Regions from separate parts of the Homo sapiens genome. Here region 1 is linked to region 2. A link is a contact called in ENCODE Hi-C or POLR2A ChIA-PET data. All regions are on one chromosome and are shown on one strand. The core of a region is the stretch at or near the end of the contact, and the rest is flanking DNA. Distances in the headings are between cores, read along the strand shown. Region 1 has its middle 80 kb from the start of GMPS. Region 2 holds the start of C3orf33 (chromosome 3 open reading frame 33).

Region 1 (2,700 bases), core at 181-2,680, 140 kb after region 2:
ATGCAATTCCCGGATCCACTTGCCCCAGGACTCAGTCCTGTCAGCATTGGAGAGGAGTGGCAAGAGCAATATTTGTTCTTTCTGGGAGGCTCACATGTAATCACTTGGGGCACCAGAGTACAGGGTGCTGGGCTGGTGGATTCCAATCACGATTCCTGTGATGGGTAGGAACTTGGCATTATTATCCAAAAGAACCAAGCCAGAGAGCAAAGGATCCACAGATGAAGGAATGTAAGTTGACGTTAAATGAGGCTGCAAGTGTTGAAAATGTGCGTGACAGAAGGAAAAAATCTGAGTTCAGTTTTGCAGTTTAGGATAATCAAACTCATCATCCTGGTTTAATAGTTAAGAAATAATGTTAAGGTTTACCTGAGTTCTCTTAGCACAAGAGTTAAACACCTCCCAAATCTCCACCTCCTCCAGTGCACCCCTCCCCCACACCCTCCCCGACCCCCTTGCTCTAGTGAGGCACAAAACCTTCCCTGCTTTATTTCTGATTCTACCTGGGAAGAAGTTTCTATTTTAATTGGTTCCTTTTCTTCATCTTTTAGTAAAAAGCCAGCCTGCCTCCATTTAAAATAAATTTGCAGCACCAATATCTGGGGGAAAATAAGTGAAGTCAGGTTTCGTGTTTTTGTTTTCTTTCTTTCTTTCTTTCTTTTTTTTTTTTTTTTGTATTCTTTTAGATCTTTGTGGTTTCCTAGGAAAAACAAAAATAGGGTATATGAATTGGTGAAGTGCAAGCTGTTGAAGCTAGCATAGTATGACTTGGTCCAATTATAAGTTTAAAGTGCGTTTTGGTATCTATCCATCTGAAAGCTATGCAGGCCTAATTATGCCCCGTGCCCTCTGTCTTCTTACTGCCTAGCTATTGAACTACTCCTTTGTCACTGAGAAGGAAAGGCATGAAAACACAAGCTATAGTTGATTCTTGAACAGCATGGGTGTGAACTGCGTGGGTTCACATATCCCCGGATTTTTTTCAACCAAATGTGGATGGAGAAACAGCATTTTCAGGATATGAAACCTATGGAGGGAGGATTGGCTTTTCATATACCCAGATTCTTCAGGGCTTACTGGAGGACCTGAGTATGCGTGGATTTTGGAATACACGGGAGTCCTGGAACCTTACATACACAAGGGTTGACTATAGTTTTATTTCCTTTTTTTTTTTTTTTTTTTGAGATGGAGTCTCGCTCCGTCGTCCAGGCTGGAGTGCAGTGGCGCGATCTCAGCTCACTGCAAGCTCCGCCTCCCGGGTTCACGCCATTCTCCTGCCTCAGCCACCCGAGTAGGTGGGACTACAGGCGCCCGCCACTGCCCCTGGCTAATTTTTTGTATTTTTGGTAGAGGCGGGGTTTCACCGTGGTCTTGATCTCCTGACCTCGTGATCCGCCCGCCTTGGCCTCGCAAAGTGCTGGGATTACAGGCGTGAGCCACCGCGCCCGGCCTAGTTTTATTTCTTGATAACTTCAGCCCAGACATAGTGTGAGTGGGGGAGGAAATACACTATCGGCCTCAAGGTTATTTGAGGCTTATCTCTAGTTCTTTCAGATTTCTAAAACATGGGAATTGGTAAGGACCCAGGAAAAGCGTTTAGTTTTATCCCATAGGGCAACTAAGTTTCCAGCAGTGGAAAGATTGCACTCTGGTTAAAGCTGGAGCTGCAAAGAAAACTCCCGTCTTGGGACTCCTGCCTGGGAGCACTTACCACCATATTAGACTGCCTGCTGGCCTGCCCTGAGGATCCTAATGGTCAGGGTAGACTTCCCCCAGCCCCCTCCTAGCACATTTGAGAGCAAATACCTTTTTCCATTGGTCAGTCTTGTCTATGTCTTGGGTCATTGCTATATTGTTTATATGCCTTTGCTTCTCCTTCCCCCCATCAAGTTCACTTTAAAAATAAACTCATTCTGCTTCTTTCTTAGAAAGACCAGCGTCCTTTTAGCAGACAAACATCACCTGAAAAAGTTTTTCTTCCCCCTTCAAGCTAATCTGTATCAGATCATAGGGACTGATTTTTCAAACTTAGAGGTCTTTTAGAAAGCAGAGTTCTAAAAAGAGTTTTAGAACTTTTAAAGTGTTCTTATTCTAACTTTTTAAGTGTTTGAAGAAAAGAGCAATTTAATGCCTTCAGAAGCTAATTCATTTACTTATTTAACCAACATTTGAATTCCCACTCCGTGCTTCAGTCACCTCATTATACTGAAACAGAAGAGAGTCATAATGAAGTTCTCAGATACTTTGATTCTGCTTTAGACAGAGCTATGGAGGGAGTGATGTTTCCTTTATTAACTCATGCAGCTTTTTGATGAGGCCTCCTGGGATCTCAGTAGCGGGCCTGGATGAGACAGAGATAAGCCTCCAACATGAGGGCAGGCTCAGCTTCCATAATTAGGGTTATAGAGAGGCAGTGTGCTTTGGTGGCTAAAAGAACGAACTGTAGAGTCAGACAGGCCTGGGTGCATTACTGTGTGGTACATTTATAACAGTTAAGGAACTCATATTTGTGCATTAGTAACCAGGCACATTTTATTAATAGTTCACTAGATTTTTCCTAATGTCCTTTTTCTGTTCTAGGATCCCATCCAGGACACTACATTACATTTAATTTTCATGTCTCTTCAGTCTCCCCTTGTCTGTAACAATTTCTAAGACTTGTTTATAATGACCTTGACAGTTTTGTTTAGTACTGAAGTG
Region 2 (2,700 bases), core at 49-2,548:
ATTCCAACTCCTTCTCCTTATCAGCAACTATTACCAGCCTCCTTGGACCTCTTTCTTTGTACCTCACACCCAAACAATTCATATCACCACAATTCTGTGTCTTAGCCACAACCCTCTCTTGCCTGGTGGCCTAACATGTCCCTCTCTTGCTTCAACTCCAGAGGCTTAGTGCTTCACTTAAAAAAAAAAAAAAAAAAAAAGGCAGGGCACCAGTGGCTGATGCCTACAATCCCAGTGCTTTGGGAGGCCGAGGCGGGCAGATCTCTTGAGACCAGGAGTTCAAGGCCAGCCTGGGCAACACAGGAAGACCTTGCCTCTACAAACAAAAAACAAATTAGCCTGGTGTGGTGACAAGTGCCTGTAGCCCTAGCTACTCGGGAGCCTGAGGTGGGAGGATTGCTTAAGCCCAGGAAGTGGAGACTGCAACGAGACATAATGGTGCCACTGCACTCCAGGCGTGACAGAGGGAGACCCTGTCTCAAAAAAAAGAAATCTATTCGGGAGGCTGAGGTGGGAGATCACTTGAGGCCAGGAGTTGGAGGACAGCCTGGACAACATAGCAAGACTCCCAGTCTCTAACTCTAAAAGAAAGTAGTCGATGGGGTAGCGCACGCAACCTGTGGTTCCAGCTACTCGGGAGGCTGAAGTGGGAGGATCTTTTCGGCCGAAGTGGGTGGAGCAGCAGCAGTGAGCTATGATCGTGCCACTGCACTCCAGCTTGGGCCAGAGAGGAATACCGTGTCCCTAAAAAATAAAATTAAAAATAAATAAAAATTAGAAATGCTCTCTCCCAAGGCGTACAGGACTTCCCTGCTCTTCCTCGGTCTCCTCTCTGGGCCCTCCCCAAATGCTCTAATGGACCAGGTGGCATCCCCGAGCTGGGCTGCGTCTCACCCTTTGAGGTGCCCCCTACAGCCCAGCAAGGATCCAGAACAGTCCTTGTAATAATGAGGCCGAACTGGCCCCCTGGCCCGCCCCCGGCCCTCTGCAGCCCCGCACACACGACACTCGCGATGTCGCCCTCTCGAGCTCATTCCCCCGCAGTTTTCTGTCGCTCCCCGGCCCCGGCGGGATCCACGCCTGAGGCCTCACGTTGTTCTCAGGGTCGCTCTGTGCCGCCCCGCGCCCACCACCCGCCCAGACTGCGTGGCCCCAGTACCCGGACTAGGCGCAGGTGGTCGTCTGCCCACTGCGAGATCCGAGCCACGACGTTGGGCTCCATTCCGTCCTTGTCGGCAGACGGCGAGCCGGTGGCCGCGGGCTGCCCCGCCATGTTCCCGGCCTCCTGCGAGCGGCCCTGAGCTCCTCCGGCTGGCGGCAGGGGGCGCCGCTCACCTCGGGAAGGCGGCGGGGTCCCCTTCCCCGCGGACCGGGGTGGCCCCGCGACCTGCAGTCGCCAGTGGGCGGGCCCCAGATATCAGACGTCTTAACAGTGCCCCAACCGCTTTTATGCAGGGTGATTCCACGATGCAGGAGATCTCTGAGCAGCACTGTGGGGGCTGAAGCATTCCCTATCAAGCTAGTAGGATGATTGTCAGCTGGTGACTTCAATTCACTCAGCTGCAACGTGGTTTTCGCAGGTGCCACACAAGGAAGGAAATTGAAGTAATTCATTCCTTCCACCTGCTCCCAAGGAACAGCATATGCATATTTTTTAACCAAATACGACCTGTCCTTGAAACCTATGCATATTTCTTATATTCAAATTGTGCTTTAAAGTTTTAAGAGCTGCTCTGAAAGCCTAATATCACATGCTCTAAATCTTTGAGCTGTTAGAAAACAGTAGTTAATACATTTTAAATAAAACAAAAATTAGATACAGAGCAGTGCAAATAATATGGTAACATTTATGTAATAAAAATATATATTGAGGCCGGGTGTGGTGGCTCCTGCCTGTAATACCAACACTTTGGGAGGCCGAGGCGGGCGGATTACTTGAGGTCAGGGGTTCGAGACCAGCCTGGCCCACATGGCGAAATTCCGTCTCTACTGAAAATACAAAAATTAGCTGAACCTGGTGGTATGCGCCTATAATCCCAGCTACTCAAGAGGCTGAGGCAGGAGAATCGCTTGAACCTGGGAAGCGGAGGTTGCAGTGAGCCAAGATCGTGCCACTACACTCCAGCCTGGGTAACAGAGCAAGACTCCATCTAAAAAAATAAATAAATACTAAATACTATACAAGAAACTAGTAACAGTGACTACCCCGGGAAACGGAAGGTAGGAAAGGGCAAGAGGTTTCACAATCTGCCACCTCTAATAAACATTTTTCAGTGATAGAAATGTCCTGTAGCTTCATGTGGGTATTGCCTGCATGAAATGTGGCTACTGAAATCAAGGAACTGAATTTTTAACTTTATTAATTTTAATTAATTTAGTCACATATGGCTAGTGGCTATTATATTGGAGAGTGCAATTATACTACTGGAGTTTTTTTTTTTTTTTTACTTTATGCAAATATTACCTTTAAAAGTCAAAACAGACTATGTTGTATTCCTAACAATACATATTATGAGTGGTGGCTTCAAGGAGTGTATTGTCTCTGTGTTATAGCCAATAGAAAGTAAATAACAGCCGGGCGTGGTGGCTTACGCCTGTAATCCCAGCACTTTGGGAGGCTGAGGAGGTTGAATCATGAGATCAGGAGATCGAGACCATCCTGGCTAACACAGTGAAACCCCATCTCTACTAAAAATACAA

The links. Hi-C counts contacts between places; a loop is a spot of excess contacts on that map. ChIA-PET counts read pairs that join two places held with the same protein, here RNA polymerase II (POLR2A). Pooled maps may share reads with other maps.
Region 1: a loop to region 2 is called in a map of Panc1, with 2.3 times the contacts of the local background. The contact joins the enhancer-like site here to the promoter of C3orf33 in region 2. A Hi-C loop is called at or near these places in 3 of 168 maps with a recorded cell type or tissue (Panc1, colonic mucosa and naive thymus-derived CD4-positive, alpha-beta T cell) and 2 of 50 pooled maps. POLR2A ChIA-PET finds 5 or more read pairs at or near these places in 3 of 52 experiments (A673, Caco-2 and GM12878).

What each region holds. Positions count from the first base shown.
Region 1 is chr3:155,949,586-155,952,285 of GRCh38, forward strand. No RefSeq gene overlaps it. Among named protein-coding and RNA genes, the nearest start is that of GMPS, 80 kb to the left of the region's middle. Within about 2 kb of position 1,431, at least 2 of the 41 ENCODE cell types and tissues checked have a DNase peak (open chromatin) inside an H3K27ac peak, as active enhancers do.
Region 2 is chr3:155,804,980-155,807,679 of GRCh38, forward strand. It overlaps C3orf33 (chromosome 3 open reading frame 33), which reads right to left and starts at 1,299. Exons shown (of 5, transcript NM_001308229.2): 1 at 1,160-1,299. The coding sequence starts at 1,273. RefSeq lists a silencer at 1,234-1,583.